5 separate regions of the Homo sapiens genome follow, and all the other regions are linked to region 1. The links are chromatin contacts, found by Hi-C or POLR2A ChIA-PET in ENCODE. All regions are on one chromosome and are shown on one strand. The core of a region is the stretch at or near the end of the contact, and the rest is flanking DNA. Distances in the headings are between cores, read along the strand shown.

Region 1 (3,918 bases), core at 400-2,899:
GCAAATTACCTTACCTCTTAGTGTCGGTTTGTTCATGTGTAAAACGTGTTAATAGTACCTGACCCAATCTCTTGCCTTCAAGTATATCACTCTATTTCCAAGATGAGATCTCTCACAGTTCTACTACGTACACCGTTAATTTTAACATTATTTAAAAATAGTTTACTAAGTTTATTTCATTTATTTATTTGAGACGGCGTTTTTGCTTTTGTTGCCCAGGCTGGAGTGCAATGGCGCGATCTCGGCCTCCCGGGTTCAAGCGATTCTCTTGCCTCAGCCTCCCGAGTAGCTGAGACTACAGGCGCCACCACGCCGGCTAATTTTTTGTATTTTTAGCAGAGACGGAGTTTCGCTATGTTGGCCAGGCTGGACTCGAACTCTTGAGTTCAGGCAATCCGCCCGCCTCGGCCTCCCAAAGTGCTAGAGGATTGCAGGCGTGAGCCACCGCGCCCGGCCCTAACATTTCAAAACGTTTGGAATTCAGGCAACAAGAGACATTTTGTAAGAACATTTAAAACCCTTCTCCCCTGGAAATCAAGAGATATGTATGGAGTCTGGAGATTCCGAACTCAATTTTCTAGGACAAAGGCAAACTCAGATGATTACAAGAATGAAAGTGATCGTCACGCTGCTTCCAGGTTCCAAAGTATGGATAATTTTTTTTTTTTTTTTGAGATGGAATCTTGCTCTGTCGCCCAGGCTGGAGTGCAGTGGCGTGATCTCAGTGCAAACTCCGCCTCTCGGGTTCAAGCGATTCTCCTGCCTCAGCCTCCGGAGTAGCTGGGATTATAGGCGAGCGCCACCACGCCCAGCTAATTTTTTGTATTTTTAATAGAGACGGGGTTTCACCATGTTGGCCAGGCTGGTCTCCAAATCCTGGCCTCAGGTGATCCGCCCGCCTCGGCCTCCCAAGGTGCTGGGATTACAGGGGTGAGCCACAGCGCCAGGCGAGAAATATTTTTTTAAAGAGGAATTAAAGAACCTAATTGGTTTTGAGAGTTCTCCAAGAGCCAGTAAATGTTTTCCCCACAATATTCCATTCTACCCCATTACTGTAGAGTCGTTATAGAAGAAAACAAAATCACATAACGCAACTTGGGCCAAAAAACATTACACGTTCCAATTACGGAAATAACGAACTGAATCGTGTCACCCTTGAACTATGTAAAAGTTGAAAAGATGTTCAGTGTTAAATGTAGTAACAGTTCCACATTAAAAGATATTTACGTTCGAGTTTACAGTATTTAAAAATGCCTTTCTACACACTTTCCCGGGAAGTTAATGCCACTTCAGTTGAGCTGTCTAGCGAGATGGTTAAGCATTTACTGTGTCTCTAACACCGACCAGGGGAAAAATCATCAATTCGTTTGCCCGAGTTTAAGAGAATTTTCACCTAACTTCTAATCTCCACAGCCAATCAGTTCTTGGAACCGCACACCCGATGCCGACATCCCTCTCTTGTTGGCTCCCCTCGTTAGCGGGATTCAATAACTAAACGTCCATTTCTAGCATTGACTGAAGAGCTCAAGCTTGACACTCGACCTCAATCCTTAGCAGCACCGCCCACCATGCTCCCGGAAGCTGCGACACTACGCCCTGCGCTAGTCCCGGGACGTGGGGTTTTATATCCGGATTCTTAGCGCGGACTCAGAACCCAGCTCTTCCCTACACGGTCGGCACATGCGCGGCAGCTCTTTTCCTTCTTCCTCCACTTCCCCTACCCTCCACCGTCCGGGAGCCGCCGCCACCGCCGCCGAGGAGTCAGGAAGTTCAAGATGGCCGCCGCGGAGACCCAGTCGCTACGGGAGCAGCCAGAGTAAGTAGTCTCTGTGAGTGGGCCAGAAGCTGGAGCCCGGGGACTGCCGAGTGGGAGCTGCACGGGGTGGCGGGAAAGTTCGGGCCTAACGGCGAGAGTCAAACTTTGCTTTTTCCGGCGCGATTCGTTGTGGGGTGGGAGGCATGGGGAGCAGGCGGCCTTCGAGCTTCCTTCTCCCAGAGGCCGTGGCTGCTGGGGTGAAGGCGGCCGCGGCCTGCCGCGCGTCGTTGCCCCGGGAGGCGTAGGCGCGAGCGGCCTCTACAGGTCCGGTGCGCGTGGCGGCTGCCGCGGCAGTGAGGTCGCGCTTTCCTATGCCTCTTTTGGGGACCCATCTGAGCTCCCTGGCCGCAGCTCTTAGCGGCATCTGTGTTGGGGACACGAGGGTCAGTGGCAGCAGGCGGGCCAAGCCCTAAGTCTTTTCTTCCTCATGCGGTACCCCCAGTCGTCCTTTTACTGGTGTCAGTTTAGGACCTGAAAGCAGAGAGCGGAGGTGCTGGGGTCACACTCTCTGGCCATCCCAGAGCTAGTCTGTGGCTAGCGGGATACTTGATCTCGTCACCTTGTACTCTTTAGTCCAGCAGTCACCCAGTATTGTTTTGTTTTGTTTTGAGTGCCTACCGGCAGCTTTTTTACCAACTTGCAAACTTGAGGCAAAGTAAGATAGAGTCTTTGGTTTTGAGGCCTGGCATTTTTTTTTTTTTTTTTTTTTTGCCTGAGTTTATAACCCTTCTTTAGGAGGACGAGTGGAAGGAGTAGTGGGAATTGCTAGCTACTGCCAAACCACTTTATGTCTATAATTAAGCTAACATTAAGAATCCATGCGGCCAAATGAAAAATGAAAAAAAAAAAAATACGAGTGTATGCTGCAAAGGTTAACCATTGGTTAACTTAAAGCAGTATTTTGCTGTTCATGTCTATGTTAGGAAAACTCAAACAAGAACCTTAACAGAGAGAATGGATTTTACGGCAATGTTCCTATAGCGACCGTTTTTTTTTTTTGTTTTGTTTTTTGTTTTTTTTTGCATCTGCACTGTCTGATCTGTTTCCAGCCATCTTAGAAAGAGGTATAGTCTCCCAGCAACTTGTGACTGAGCGATAGAAGAAATCTTTGCCACCAGACAACCTGACACTTAATTGCTGTGCATCCAGTTTTGGGCTCCTCAATCATCTGCATTACTCAGCTAGGCAGAGAAACGGAATTTTTAATTAAGGGCTTTTCAAAACTGCTGTATTATTTTTACAATTTGACTTAGCAGAGAACAAATGGATTCTGAAGTTTTAAATTAGCTTTAACCTCTTACTGTTTCTCACCAAGTTCATTGTGTGGCACAATTACAGTGTTTATGCCAGTACCGTGCAGATCTCATGCTATGTGGTTACATTTTCTACTAATCTGAAAAGTTCTGTAATATTATGTCCATTTATTTGATTTTAGGGATGTTTCAGATTCATTTCCAGGAGTGGGTCAGCCATAGTTTATTCACATACTGTATTCAAATAATATTAGACTTAATAATTTCAAAAATACATATTTAGGCCTCTGCTGTATGAGTAACAGAGATAATCTTTAATTTCCCTTCCCTTCCCCACAGAGCACTTGGTGTAAATGGAATATTTGGTCTGTATATGTCTCACTTTCAGTAGTTTGAAAGTATTTAACAAAGAAGATAACCATTTGGTATGAAAGCAAACTATGCCTGGTGCTCATAGTGAGTCCCTGAATATAGTGTCTACAACAGTTCTTTAGAGAACACTGAGTAGTTTACAGTTATATAGAATCTATTCAAAACAGAAAATTTAGAAAGAATAAATATAAGAAGCAGCTTTTAAGCTCCCTGAAGGCTTTAATTCTTTTAACAACCCTATGGAGGTAGATACGTTTATTTTCCTTATTTTAGAGATGATGAAACTGAAACACAGAGAAATTAAGTAACTTGCTCAAGGTCACACTCAGTGGCACACCCATTTAAACTCAGGCAGTCTGGTTCTAAAGCCCTGCTGCTAACTATTGTACTGTCTGGCCTCCCACTATACAATGTGGCTTCTTTTTAAATTGCTTGTCAAGTATGAAATTATTTTTGTTTTTTTCCACTGTCCCAGAA
Region 2 (2,500 bases), core at 1-2,500, 1.2 Mb before region 1:
GTCTGCAGCTTGCCTCCTGAGCCAGCAAGACCGTGAACCCACCAGAAAAAAAAAACTCCAAATACATCTGAACATCAATAAAGGACAGACTCCAGATGTGCCACCTTAAGTGCTATAACACATCATGAGGGTCTGCGGTTTTGTTCTTGAAGTCAGTGAGACCAAAACCCCACCAATTCCCGGTCACAAAAGGGTATAAAGTTTGAATTATGGGTTGAGCATTCTGGCTCACACCTGTAATCTCAGTACTTTGAGTGGCTGAAGTGGAAAGATAAGTTGAACACAGGTGGGGGAGGTAGCAGTGAGCTGAGATCACACCACTGCATTTCAGCCTGCGTGACAGACTACCTCAAAAAGTTTAAGGTACTCAAAGTTAACACATTTTGGAAATCTAAGGTACAGCATGGCTATGAAAGTTCATGAGAATGTATGCTTGAGATGTGCTAAGAGTAGATCCTGAATGTTCTCATCACATACACAAATGATAAGTAAATGTGGAGGATATGTTAATTTGCTTGACTATGGTGATCATTTCACAATGTATCTGTATTTATGGTTTAAATGTTTGTTCCCTCCCAAACTCATGTTGAAATTTAATTACCACTGTAACAGTATTAAGAGGTGAGACCTTTAAGAGGTGATCAGATCATGAGGGCTCTGCCCATATGAATGGATTAATGCATTTATCTGGGGAGTGGATTCCTTATAAAAGGACAATTTGGGCCTTCTTTTGTCTCTCATCCTCTCTTGCCTTCCACCTTCCACCATGGGACGAGGCAGCAAGAAGGCCTTCACCAGATGCCAGACCCTCAATCTTGGATTCCCTGCCTCCAGAACTGTGAGGAAATAAATTTCTGTTCTTTATAAATTACCTAGTCTGTGGTATTCTGTTATAGCAGCACAAAATGGACTAAGACATATATCAAAACATCACATTGTACATTGCAAATGTATACAATTTTTGTTTGTCAACTATACCTCAAGAAAGCTAGAAAAAATCAAATAGTCAAATGGATCTAAAGTGTTTCTAAGTAGCAAAAGTGCTTTACACATCTATTTTGTTACCATGTTCTATGTCATATTGAAGGTGGGCTTGCCTTTCCACCTTTGGAGTGGATCATAAAGTCCTTGAAGAATGGTCTTCCCACAGTATTCAGCACACAGGAGTACCCAAGACATTTGTGTAGAGTTCCTCTGAATTAAAGCTGATGTCAACAACACTTCAGATGTCACCAGAGGGTAGGCAGGGCTGCAGAGTCACCCACCTTCAAGGATGATGCTCCAGTCATACCCAATGTGAAAGGTGTCCCCTGGAGCCATGCAAACAAATGAGGTGGCCCCAAGAACAGGATCCTAACATCTCAGGAAGTCAGTCGGCCTTGCTTGGCCACAACTTGAGTTGCACTTAATTTTTAAACTACCATTAATCCCCCAAAACAGGTGGTGAGAAGGTATTTTATATATGAGTGTAACGGCTTTGTTCTCATTCTAAAAGAAAGCAGATGTTATTCAAATCAGATGACCACAACCAGATGACGGAAAGGGGAAGGCAAAATGTTTTAACTTATTAAAAATATAAACTTGACTCAGAATACTCACATGATTCAGCTAAAGAGAAAATCATCTCTGGTGTTTAGGCACTCATTTGCATTTAAAAACCCAAAAGGAATCATTGTGACGAATTGTTGATATTAATATTTGTATTAACTGTCTAGGGCTGCCATACATAACAAAGTACTTTAGGCTGGGCAGCTTAAACAACAGAAAGGTATTTATTGTCTCATTTCTGAGGGCTGAAAGTCTAAGATCAAGGTGTCAGTAAGGTGGGTTCCTTCTTGGGACTCAGAGGGAGAATATGTTCCAGGCCTCCCTCCTTAACTTGCAGATGGCCCTCCTCTCTCTATAGCTCTTTAGTGTTTTCCCTCTGTATGTGTCCGTGTCCAAATTAACCCTTTTATAAGGACGCCAGTCATATTGGGTGACCTAATGACCTCATTTTGCCTTAATTACCCCTGTAAAAACCCTGTCTCCAAATACAGTCACATTCCAAGATACTGGAGGTTAGGAATTTAACATATGAATTGAGGGGAGTGAAGAACAACCCAATCCAGCCCATGACAGTGTCCTAGTGTTTCAAGACAGTTTCTGCACAGATAGACATGGAGACATCGTTCTATCCTTACCTTGCTGATTTTAAGACTCCCTACCCCACACACAAGTTGCTGCTGTTGTTTATTTAATAAAACTGTGTAGATCACTTTCCTTTGAAACACTGATGCACAGCTGTGGAAGGTGGGGTATCTGGGATTACATGCCGACATCCAACCTCGCTGGACCTATCCGGCCCCAGGCATTGCACCAAGGACTGAGATACACTCGTGGATTTAATCATCCAAACACATCTCCTAGGAGGAAGGCCATACATGATCCCCCCAGGCTGAGGCTTCTTAAGGCTCCCCAAGGGGAGGTGGACTTGACACACTGAATACAGGATCACTCC
Region 3 (3,724 bases), core at 686-3,185, 1.2 Mb after region 1:
TGACTGCATTAAAAATACCGGAAGTATCATTGCTTTAATGTGCATTATAGAAACATGACTCCCCAAGTGAATCTGATCCATTAATAACATCTCTTTAACTGCTAATGACTTCTGCAGACATGTAATAGAATATTTTATGGCTGTTTTCAACCATCTGTCCTTCTTTCTTTCAATATGAATTTGCCAGAGATGTAATGAAATTTCCTGTCCTCTGTGCCATTACATGTTTGTTAATACCAACACACCAATCAGACACATCAACGCTGTTATGCTCACTATACATGGAGCTATGCTCTGAGCACTGCTCAAGGAATGAGAACCTTCTGTCTCCAATATTCTCTTAGGCTACCCTTGAGCTAGCCCAAGTTTCTAACCTCTGTATGAGCACATTCATGTATGTTCTCGAGATTTGTAGGGCTAATGAATCACGAAGTCTGAATCAGTCATACAATAAGAGTTCTAAGAACAAATACCTGCATTAAAGATGCCACACTTTAAAAAGTTAAACATGATGTGTAAAATTACAATCCTTTTCTTTTCTATGAATGATATCCTACATTAACACATTTGAAATTCAACTAAATTATGCTTTTGAACAGTTAATGAGTACCCCAGTGATCAATATTTCATATTTTCAACTTTTTTCATTTACAAATTCTTTGATTGAGTACTATATGCTAATCACCTTTCATAAAACAGTCCATTGCTCTGAGTGTACGGCTCATGTTTAAATATGTATGCAGAAGAGAAATCCATTTGATAAAAAGATATGTCCTGAATTAATGCGGTGGGTTTTAAAATATAGCCGTAACCTGCTTTAAGGCAGGTTAGACATAGAGTTGCTTTCAATAGGAAGCTGTGCTGGAGACAACAGGCAGATTCCTGGCAGTATGGGTTGCTGTGGTATGAAAAGATCTGTGAAGTGACACTGGAAACTATAGACTGGGGGGCTTTGTTTCGAGGCCTGGGGTAAATGCAGGTCCAAGGAGGAAGCTTCCATTTTGTCCTGAGCCCCAGGATTCTGTGAGAACTGCAACCCAGTGTGCAAAGTGCAGAAAGCTGCCTCCTCTTCGCTCTCTCAGTTCTCTTTTGTTGTCAGACCTGATGTTTTCCTTAGTAGATTCTCTGGAAACATTCTCTGTTTTTTTTTAAGTTAGGGCAAAGAAAAAATAAAGAGTCTTTCACAATCAGCTGTTGGTGTTTAGAGCTTACAACGCATTTTGCAGTGAATGCTCTACAGAGTATCAAAAAATTCATTAAAATTTCACCTGCACAGAGAAAACACAACTAATTTTACCCCTACAGGGCATCAGCTGTGTTACTAAGGACAGTGTCACCTTTAAAGTCAATTCCTGTGGTTGAAATGAGGACTATATGCATCTGTCCTGCTTCCGGCTCCAACCAGAAGTGGTAATGAGGAGAGACAGACGGATGCACAATGATAGTCTTCACAAAAGCTCGAGTTTCAAAATGAAAGGGGAGAGTACTCAGCGCGTCGCATCCTGTTTGGTGTCACTAGGACCTTTCTTCTCAGAGGAAGGAGGCTATTTATAAACTTAATGGTTACTTCAAGGAGGGCAGGCAGAAAAATAAATCTTTAGCTTCAGATTTCTTAAATCTTCTCTTGGTCACTGTTTATTTTGTCTAATTTTCTATAACTTTTATTTAGTCTTTACACTTATAATTGGTAACTGGAAGGTCCCCAATACTAAATTAAGGTGTGTATATATAAACATATATTATCCCCCCTCTCTTTTGAACAGATGTTGTCATGCTTAGGACAAGTTTAAATTCTAACAAACGTCGAGAAAGGCTGAGAATATAAAAGATAAGCAAGGCTTAACGTCAAAATTGAAGCTCTCTTTCAGTTTTATACAGCTAATCATTAAAGTTCTGCTCCTCAGCCAATTCAGCTTAGACACATCACACACGTAATTAATGCACAAAATGCTGCCATTCATGTGCAGATGAAGGAAGGATGCGGTCTATTTATTGAGCGCCTAGATTCTCAGTTACAAGAATTCTTTGCAAATATGATTTAAAGTAAGTAGTATTTAAAGAAGCAATGGCATTCCAGACCCCAATGTGGAAATTTCTGGGGATAAACATAAATGTGCAATCTTAAATAATGCCTTGTTTTATGAGTTCTGGGTCTTTCAAAGAGGGGCTCAGAGCCAGTGCATAGACAAGAGCATAAACCCAGATCTCATGGTATGCTTTTAAAACATTATGAAGCAATATTTCAATATCTAATTTCACATTAAAATGGGAAATCTGGAAACACAAGGACTTCATTCCCACCTCCGTTTGGAACAGCTGTCCTTTAAAACGTAGAGGCCTTCTAGTCAGCCACAGCGCCCTCCACTGGCACTTCTACACATGCCAGCCTCATCCTTCACTTTCCTGCTCGACCTGTGGATTCAAGAGGGAATAGGACACAGGTGGAGTTCTAGGCCCTTATCCTTGAACTGGATTGAGGAAGGGATGGGAGAGGAGAATTAAAGAAGAAAATCAGGAAAAACCATTTCCTGAGGTTTCCAGGATAAAGGGCCAGTGGAATACTAAGGAGAGGGGGCCTGTGGTGGTTTTAAAACAGGGTCACACATTTTGTGACACCCCTGCCATTGAGAATCGGGGGTCTATGTTCCCACACTTTGAATCTGAGCCTGTGACTCCTTTGACCAAAAAAATATGGCAGAAATGAAACTACATATTTCCAAGGCTGTTTCACAAAAGGCCACACAGCTCTGCTCTGTCCTCCAGAACACTCTCCTCTGCAGTTCTGCCCACCAAGTAGGAAGTCGCACTGCTCTGAGGCTACCACGATGTGAGGAAGCCCCGGCCACACAGACATTCTGCTCTACAGCTGCTGCTGATCCTGGCCTAGGCACCAGACCTGTCTCCGGGTGATTCCAAACCCCAGCCATTTGAGTACACCCAGTGTTACAGTCTTCCCAGCTATGGCTGATAGCATGTGCACTATCAGCATTCCCGGCCCAGATAATCTGTGAGTTATAACAAAAATGGTGGTTGTATTACGCTATTAATTTTTTTTTTTTTTTGAGACAGAGTCTCGCTCTATTGCCCAGGCTGGAGTGCAGTGGCGTGATCTCAGCTCACTGTAACCTCTGCCTCCCGGGTTCAAACTATACTTCTGCCTCAGCCTCCCAAGTGGCTGGGACTACAAGCATGTGCCACCATGCCTGGCTAATTTTTGTATTTTTAGTAGAGATGGGGTTTCACCATATTAGCCAGGCTGGTCTTGAACTCCTGACCTCATGATCCACCCGCCTCAGCCTCCCAAAGTGCTGGGATTACAGGCATGAGCCACCGTGCCTGGCCTACGCTATTAAATTTTAAGGTGGTAGAAACAGATTGTTGGTATACTAAGGCCTACGGAATACTAAGAAATTATCTGAAATGGCTTCTTTGGTGCTACCAGTGATACTGTCTGTTAGCCTTTGCTGGGTTCTAAGCTTTACCTGAGATAATCAAATTGAGTACTCACCTGTCTGCTGTCCGTTCCTCCCCTCCTCAGGAACCAATGGGAAGGAGGTTTCCTGGGCAGTTTTCATAGACTGCACCCTGATGAGCAGTGTGGTTTAGAAATAAGTCTTGGCTGTTACTGAGGCCTGAAGCACTGAAGGAAGTGTGCTTATGTTATGATCTGACAGAGTTACCTTTGAAAATGAAGTTTCGGTCTTCATCTTGAACACAAGGATAA
Region 4 (3,892 bases), core at 1,393-3,892, 1.8 Mb before region 1:
CCTGGAATACAAATAAAAAACATAAAAGAGCAGTAAATTCCATCTGCAAGTGTTTATGTGGTAGCTACAGAATTCAGCACTATGCTAGGGGTACAGAAGCCAATGCAACACCAAATGAGGAGACAATGCAGAGGGCAGATGCCGGAGGGAAGAAAGAAACACTGGGGCAGAGATTCAACCCAACCTGAAAGCCATGCAGGTGTTTTAAGTTGGAAATGAAATGAGGAACCAAAAAATTCCAGTCAGGGAGTGGTCTGCTGAGTGTGGTGCTTCAGGTAGACTCCCATGACAGGCTGCAGGACAAACTAGAGTGGGGGCCCACTTCCATACCTTCCTGGCCACTCAGTTCCAGCCAAATGACTGCTCTTAAAAGTCAAAATTAGGTTCCATTTCTAATCTGCACTGATTCATACTGCTGGTCGTGTAAATTGGTATAGGCCACACCAACACAGCACATTAGTTAAGATGTTAATCTTAACTAATTTCCGGACAATACTAAAATAAAATCTCTACTTTCCAGAGATTAGGTAAACTTGGTAAACATTTGAGCTTCAGGTCCAGTCTGACAAAATGGAAAAAAGGGAATCATCTGCAGAAAGGTCCCAGCATTAGAAAACAAAGAGAAGGGGGAGGACAGTATGTAGGCCCTGACCTGTCTTACTGCCTCAATTCAAGGATTCAATTTCTCAACCTCAGATCCTTGCCCTCTTACTAGTTTTCAAACTCAGATCCACCTCTTACTAGTTTTCAAACTCTTGTCTATTATGATTACCTTAAGCAAAGCAAGATGCATGAATAACCAGCAGTAAATCAGGTATTCAATACTTGAAATTGTGTAATATTCTGTGACTGTGCATCTGGCCAATTTCAACTTCTCCTTCTTTTTTTTTTTTTTTTTTTTTTTTTTTTTTTTTGAGGCAGGATCTCACTCTCTTGCCCCAGGCTGGAGTACAGTGGTACCATCATTGCTCACTGCAGCAGCCTCAGACTCCCGGACTCAAGTGATCCTCCTGCCTCAGCCTCCTGAGTAGCTAGCACTACAGGTGAGCACCAACATGCCTGCCTCATTTTTTAAATTTTTTTGTAGAGACAACGTCTCAATATGTTGCCCAGGCTGGTCTCAAACTCCTGGCCTCACCTCGAGCAATCCTTCCACCTCTGCACACCGAAGTGCTGAGATTTCAAGTATGAGCCGCTGCCTCCTGCCCACTTAGCCCTTTCTAACACTAGAGAACTTTGAGAGTGGTTTCAATACCAACTGGACACTTCCCAGCGGTTTAACCTCAGGCAAATCAAACTCCCATGCCTCAGTTTCCACATATATAGAGATAATAAAAGTACCTCCTCAAAGAGTTTGTTATGAGAACTAAATGAGTTAATGTTAGGCAAGCGACTGGAACATGATAGACACAATATGTATTAGCCATTATCACCTTTATCTCAGTGTTATATTGGCCACCACCCAGAGATACCCAGGAGCACACACATCACATTCTTTCTACAGCAATATGTGGGCACGATTACTTCATGACCACTGAATCTAAAACAGCACAGCTTGGTAAGACACAGCGGTCGGATCCCACCTACTGCAACACCTCTAAGAGGCGACCCTCACAAACCAGCCATGCTTAGCCTGAGACATTCCGAAGACCTCCTCTTGATTACCTTACTCGACGAACTTATTCCTTTGAAAATGGAACTAGCCGCACTTTTGGACCAGTGTGCCTCGGATACACTTCCAAATGTGTCAACCTGAATCTCAGAAGTTGGCGTGATTTTAAAAAGTTTTTTAAGTTCTTTTTCCTAAACATGTCCTAGTAGGTGACTCCACAGCATTACTTTCTTTCATGTTCTCTTTTCTATCTGGAAATCCGGTGATAGGGGACGAAACCAGCAAAGCACCCTTTTTCTTGCTTCCCAAACGTTAGCAGGTAAGCGCCCCTTGAGCCGAGACACATCAAGAAGACCTCACCCGCAAGTTCATTGATCACCGGTTCTTTTCCCTTTCCGGCACTAGGAGCTGCGAAGCACGACATGGGCTTGGAGGAAGAGACGCTGCGGTCACCTGAGGGGCAGGTGAGAGCGGGCGGTCCTGCCCGGGTGTGAGCGCGACATCCCGCGCGGCACACACGCTCACAGCCCCCAGAGAAAGACCAGAGGCGCTCGATGTATCCCGCACACCCCACACGCAACACACTAACTGCACCGTACCTTCCGTCCCACCTCCCGGCAGCAGACCCCTTCCGGGACGCCGAGAGGGCTGTTCCTGGAGAGACCGCAGCCCACGAGTAGCGGCGCGTAGGGAGAGCACGCGTGCCCAGGCTGCCTCGGCCGGCGCGCCCCCGCCCCCGCACTCACCTGGCCTGTGATACCGGTGATGAGCGCCACGTTCCTGGGCTTGCCCATCTCGCCGTCCCCGGAGCCCCGGGCGCTGGGGCAGCGTGCCGGTGCGTGTGCCATGTCCCGCGGCGGGCGTGCGGTCGGCGGCAGGGCGGAGCGCGGCAGAGGGCAGGCGCGGTGCCGGCAGGAACGCGGGGGTGTGCAGCACGAAGCGCCTCTCCAGGCTGCGGGCAGGGAGGGAGAGCGCACCGCGCGACCGGCCGCCACAGTCTGACAGGGGCGCACGGGAGGCCGTGCAGGGAGGGCCGGGGGCGGGCCGAGCCGGCCAAGGCGGGCCCGACGGGCCAAGCAGCGGGGCTGCGGCCTGACTGGCGCAGCGTCATTCGCGTCAGCCGGCGACGCTGTAGCAGGCCCCGCCCCTCCGCCGACGGCCACCGCGCGGGAGGGGCGGGGCCTGCCGCCGCCACCGCCTCAGGGAAGAGGAAGGAGGCCGCGGCTTCGCGTCCCGCCTCTCGCCTGGCTGGCCGTGGGGGGCCTGGACGCAGTGGCCTCCCGAATCTCCCAGGACCCTAATATCGCCCGAGGATGCTGGGAGGAACGCTGAGCCGACCTCTCCGTTAGGCTGAAGGTCTGAATTTTCAAACCCAGGGGTCACAGGGCCGGGGTCATGGACTTTGATAAATAATTCCTGGAAACCTGTTGCAGTGCCCTTTGAGAAGCCCGGTTTATGGTACCTGAAGGGCAGTAGCGTACAAGGCCCGTAAACGGGGGTCACAGATGTGGGAGTGACTAACTAGGCTGGCTCTCGCTCTTCTGGCCTTTCCTGAGGCTCGGAACCAGTAACGAGGTTCCAAATAGCTGAATTCAAAGTTTTCTCTTCTGAGGACTGCCAGTGCACAAGAAAGTCCCTAGCCCCACCCGTATGCGGCATAAGGAAATGTTGAAAAGACTGCCCGGGTCAATAAACCTGGACGTGGCAGATTTCAAAGAAAGTAATTCAAACACAGGTGGGGTCCCGGCTTACATCTGTTGGATTTGGCTGCCATTTGGCAGCTGCTCGTTGGACAGGGAGAGGAGAGGAGGTGACTCAGAGCCGGGAGGGCAGCAGGTGTGTGTGCCTAAGCAGTTGGCTGCAATCCAGGACACAGACGGAAACTTCCCGGTCTCCGTTGCTCTGCTTCTCTGTCCACATTCCTCTCCCTAATCGATAACTTCAGATCATCATTTCAAATCACAGAGTTACTAGGGCTGTGCCCAATATAACGTGCAAGAGTATGTATAGCAGACCTGGAACCCCAAAATCAGAAAAGCTCAGGATTACATTTAAAACCTCCCTCTCGCGCTCCTCGAGGTCCGTTAGGAATATTTCTTAGCTATAGATAGACTGGTCTGGTTTCACACCTGGCCTCTCCTCTGCGTTCTATGAGGAGAATGGCTCAACAAACATCTGATGGTGCCTCTGAGTGATGAAGAGACCCTGAAGCTGAGGAGAGGGAACACTTCCATTGAGAGGAACATGCTATAAGCTAGAAATGTCTGTGAAATATACGGG
Region 5 (3,767 bases), core at 977-3,476, 1.1 Mb after region 1:
ACAGCAAGAGCACTCAGAGACTCGGGAAAAACAACTAGTCAGCAATAAACTTCTTTATGAAATTTATGTCTAGGGAAACAGGTCTTGGTGGGAAAAACTGGTATCCTCTTATACATAATAGTAAAAAATATATGCTTCTAATTATAAACATTGGGCTACAGAAGACAGTCATTAAGGGCACAGAAAAGTAGAATGGAATTTCCAAACTGACAAAAGAGAGATAAACAGGGAATGAATAGTCACTTGATAAAAACCATTAAAAATAAGGAAAAGAGAGAACCAACTAAAATACATAATAACATAAGACAGAATAAAATCAACTCCATCAGCCATAATATGAAATGTGAATGGACTAACTGGGAAAGGTAACAAAACAAGATGAAAACCCTTTAAACAAAAGTGGTAAAGGAAGACTGAAAATCAAGGGATGAGTTAAGATATACCGGGTATATATGCGGGGGAAAATTCTAGTTTATATTAATATTTGACAAGGCAGAATTGAGTCTAAAACCTTCAAACTAAATAATGAGCAACATTTACAGACAGGATGCGGCAGTCATAAAGCTGTAAGCACTAAATAAGACTGTAGCGAAGTATATAAAACCTGAATTATTAGAAATAAAAGGAGAAACTGACAAAGGCAAAATGATGGTGGGGAGCTTTGATATTCCTCTTAAAAAGGTAATCACAGAGAATTTGAATAATACAATGGACAAACTAAATACACACACATGTATCTCAGAGAATACATGAAAAAAATTTGTGTCTGGCTGGGTGCAATGGCTCACGCCTGTAATCCCAGCAGTTTGGGAGGTAAAGGCAGGAGGATCACTTGAGGCCAGGAGTTTGAGACCAACTTGGCCAACATAGCAACACCTCATCTCTTAAAAGAGAAAAAAGAAAATTGTGCCTGCAAAAAAGCTCCCTCCAAAGACAACAAAGAAAACATTGTCTGTAAGCCATTCACAAAAATTCATCAAGGACTAGGCCAAAAGAAAGTCTGAAAAGGCTCAAACCAGTAGATATTTTAATCTCTTCTATGGTAATTGGTCTATTCAAGCTTTCTATTCCTCAGGTTAATTTATTTTTTATTAGATTTTCAAATTAGCTGCCACAGAGCTGTCCATAGCTTTTTGCTGTACCGTATCCTCACTGTGCAATCATTAAGAACGACATTATAGAAGAATATTTAAAGACTTGGAAAATATGTTTTGTGAAAAGAAGCAGCAGGATACAACTCACGATTGAGAGGCAATCATTATATGCCTTGGCTTCATTATTTTATCCCTGACTTACGCCTTTATCTTTAAGCAGTCGTGGATCCCCAGTTGACAGATCAAGACATATCAGCAGATCCTAACTTTTAACTTGGTTTAACCCGAAGCAAGTTTTCATGATCGTACCCAATTCCTTGTTGCTTTCAGGACAGGCCCACAGAAAAGAAAAAGGGCATTTTTGCATCTCATCTCTTAACCTCCCTGCCTCTCAGGGATTAAGTTTGAGGATCACTTGCTTAATACATAAGCAATACATATTTAGGAAAGTGACATTTACTGGGCATGTGCTAAGCTTACATGCTTTACTTAGTTTCTCACCGTTTTTACCCTTGTCCTATGCAATACATAATATTCATATTTCCTTAGGAATGAGTATATGGAACCAGAGAAACTGAGTAACCTGTGTACATCTGCACAATTGGTAAATGAATTATGGAGCTGAGATACTCCTTTCTAGGTCTTCTGACTTCAAAATCTAGCACTTAAAAAAAACAAAAACAAAAACAGAAACTACAACACACCTCCTCTGAAAGAATGTCTTCTATTCTTTCTAATTAACATTTTAAACGAAAATCCCATGCTTTCAAAGAGAAGAGTACCCAGCCTGTGCTACAAAAGGCTGAGAGTGAAAGTGGGAGGTTTGATTTCCAAGTTTAATTTGTAGTTCTGCTCCAGGAGCACATCTCAGCTACAGTTGTTTTCAGAAATGTGAGTTCAGGATATTAACGAGTAATGCTGAGCAAAGAAAATCACAAGCCAACCACCTCTTGGATCACATAAGTGGAACTTACCTTTGTGAAGCACCATGGGGAGCCGTAAACCCCTTGCCCAGTTTCTTTTGAGTTTACTCAGATTTAGCCAGAAAAGGAAGCTGGCTGAAGCAAAAGAGAACTAGAACTCCCATCTCCGTTTAACCTATTTGCAACTCTGCCAAGGCTGCAGAGCCAGCAGCAGCTGTGGCCTATCAGTGCTCATGAGAAGTGAGTCTTGCAAGGAAATGACATTTCCTTCCCAGGGTAGGGAAGCACGCACTGCTGAGATTCTACGGGTATGACGGCAGCACCAGCCACTGCAGGACAAAGATGACTAGAGAAGGTTCGCCCGCCTCCCCAAGGAATCAGGACTGGTTACTTTGTCTCTTTTTGTTACTGTTGTTGTGTTGGGCAGGGTGTGTGTGCTGGGCAGCCTGAGGGCCACTTGTCCCCGTGCTGCCATCTCACGGGTGAGGCTATGGGTGGCACTGTTTTACACATCTATATGGTAGCTAGAAACAGAGGGCTCTTTCCTCTCACATAAAAGCAAAATCAAGATGATCGATCGTTTTCTTCTTAGGTTTTCCTAAATTTTATTTTCTAAAAAAGGAGAGAACATTTTTTGTGACTGTAGGCAGCAGATTCCTGACAGCGTCTGCTGTCTGACAGGAGTGCAAAAGACATAGTTATCCTTTAGAATACAGAAGCAAACTTGCACGGGCTTAAATCTAGCACGCCACCACCACCTGTGAGGAAGGCTCCAAAGACACGATCCTGACCCGTCCAGCCTCTGTCAATGATTCCAAACCTTGCGTGTACACTGGCATCCCTTGGAGGGCTTTAGAATATTCTGATGCTCGGGTCACACTTAAGAGATTATTAATTACTTGGTCTGGGGTGTTTTTATACATCAGAATTATAAAAAATTGTGGTAAAGTTCACATAACATAAAATCATTTAAACCACTTCAAAGTGCGTAATTCAGTGGTATTAAGTACCTTCATAACTGTACAATCATCAACACTATTTAGTTCTGGAAATTTTCATCACCCCCAAAAGGAAACCCCATACTCATTAAGCAGCCCCTCCCTGTTTTCTTATTTTCCCAGCCTCTGGCAACCACTAATCTATGTTCTGTTTCTATGGGTTTCCGTAGACATGCAGATGAAATCATATAATATGTGGCTTTTGTGTCAGGCTTCTTTCATTTACCGCAGTGTTTTCAAGGTTCATCCAGGTTGTAAACACGCATGAGTACTTTGTGACTTCTAAGGATGAATAATATTCCATTGCGTGGAAATACCACATATTGTTGACCCTTTCCTCAGCTGAAGGATATTTGGGTTGTTTCCATCTTTTGGCTATTGAAAATAGTGCTGCTGTGAACATACGAATACAAGACTGTGTCTGAACCTGTTTCCATTCTTTTGGAGTGAAATTGCTGGGTCATATGGTAATTCTATGTTTAACTTATTGAGGAAGTGACAAGCTGCTTTCCACACATGTCAGGATTTTACAAGCTTCCCAGGTGAGTGTAATGTCTGGCCAAGGCTAAGAACCTAGTTGGTTAAGATAGAGCTTTCAGTTTTTATGTAAGATAAGCAAGAAAACCAAGATAAAATCAGCAAAATCCAGACAAAAGAACTGACTTCTTCAGCAAATAAATTATAAGGAAAAAGAAGAGCAAGGAAGAAAAAAAGATACAGATGGGGCCTATAGATTTCTTTTAAAGACAGAT

What was found. A loop is a pair of places that touch in the nucleus more often than their neighbours do. ChIA-PET counts read pairs that join two places held with the same protein, here RNA polymerase II (POLR2A). Pooled maps may share reads with other maps.
Region 2: a pooled map shows a loop between it and region 1 (5-fold over the local background). The contact joins the enhancer-like site here to the promoter of PRP4K in region 1. A Hi-C loop is called at or near these places in 1 of 168 maps with a recorded cell type or tissue (naive thymus-derived CD4-positive, alpha-beta T cell), 3 of 37 single-sample maps with no recorded cell type and 11 of 50 pooled maps. POLR2A ChIA-PET finds 5 or more read pairs at or near these places in 2 of 52 experiments (PC-9 and activated CD4-positive, alpha-beta memory T cell).
Region 3: a loop to region 1 is called in a map of naive thymus-derived CD4-positive, alpha-beta T cell, with 9 times the contacts of the local background. The contact joins the enhancer-like site here to the promoter of PRP4K in region 1. A Hi-C loop is called at or near these places in 1 of 168 maps with a recorded cell type or tissue (naive thymus-derived CD4-positive, alpha-beta T cell), 2 of 37 single-sample maps with no recorded cell type and 8 of 50 pooled maps.
Region 4: a loop to region 1 is called in a map of CD8-positive, alpha-beta T cell, with 9 times the contacts of the local background. The contact joins the promoter of GMDS here to the promoter of PRP4K in region 1. A Hi-C loop is called at or near these places in 3 of 168 maps with a recorded cell type or tissue (CD8-positive, alpha-beta T cell and naive thymus-derived CD4-positive, alpha-beta T cell), 1 of 37 single-sample maps with no recorded cell type and 12 of 50 pooled maps. POLR2A ChIA-PET finds 5 or more read pairs at or near these places in 1 of 52 experiments (Panc1).
Region 5: a pooled map shows a loop between it and region 1 (2.5-fold over the local background). The contact joins the enhancer-like site here to the promoter of PRP4K in region 1. A Hi-C loop is called at or near these places in 1 of 50 pooled maps. POLR2A ChIA-PET finds 5 or more read pairs at or near these places in 2 of 52 experiments (K562 and RWPE1).

What each region holds. Positions count from the first base shown.
Region 1 is chr6:4,019,651-4,023,568 of GRCh38, forward strand. PRP4K (pre-mRNA processing factor kinase PRP4K) reads left to right here and starts at 1,650. Exons shown (of 15, transcript NM_003913.5): 1 at 1,650-1,816. The coding sequence starts at 1,776. LOC124901245 (a long non-coding RNA gene) reads right to left here and starts at 1,517. Exons shown (of 2, transcript XR_007059415.1): 1 at 1-1,517. RefSeq lists enhancers at 1,481-1,790, 2,833-2,892.
Region 2 is chr6:2,861,546-2,864,045 of GRCh38, forward strand. It overlaps the pseudogene SERPINB9P1. Among named protein-coding and RNA genes, the nearest start is that of MIR4645, 8.7 kb to the left of the region's middle. RefSeq lists an enhancer at 1,160-1,489. Within about 2 kb of position 1,251, at least 8 of the 41 ENCODE cell types and tissues checked have a DNase peak (open chromatin) inside an H3K27ac peak, as active enhancers do.
Region 3 is chr6:5,173,021-5,176,744 of GRCh38, forward strand. All of the region lies in intron 2 of LYRM4 (LYR motif containing 4), which reads right to left. All of the region lies in intron 3 of LYRM4-AS1 (LYRM4 antisense RNA 1), which reads left to right. Among named protein-coding and RNA genes, the nearest start is that of MIR3691, 27 kb to the left of the region's middle. Within about 2 kb of position 1,936, at least 9 of the 41 ENCODE cell types and tissues checked have a DNase peak (open chromatin) inside an H3K27ac peak, as active enhancers do.
Region 4 is chr6:2,242,963-2,246,854 of GRCh38, forward strand. It overlaps GMDS (GDP-mannose 4,6-dehydratase), which reads right to left and starts at 2,643. Exons shown (of 11, transcript NM_001500.4): 1 at 2,359-2,643. The coding sequence starts at 2,460. GMDS-DT (GMDS divergent transcript) reads left to right here and starts at 2,791. Exons shown (of 7, transcript NR_046229.1): 1 at 2,791-2,968. RefSeq lists an enhancer at 2,285-2,785 and a silencer at 2,286-2,915.
Region 5 is chr6:5,130,650-5,134,416 of GRCh38, forward strand. All of the region lies in intron 2 of LYRM4 (LYR motif containing 4), which reads right to left. The region is part of intron 3 of LYRM4-AS1 (LYRM4 antisense RNA 1); the gene reads left to right. Among named protein-coding and RNA genes, the nearest start is that of MIR3691, 16 kb to the right of the region's middle. Within about 2 kb of position 2,227, at least 18 of the 41 ENCODE cell types and tissues checked have a DNase peak (open chromatin) inside an H3K27ac peak, as active enhancers do.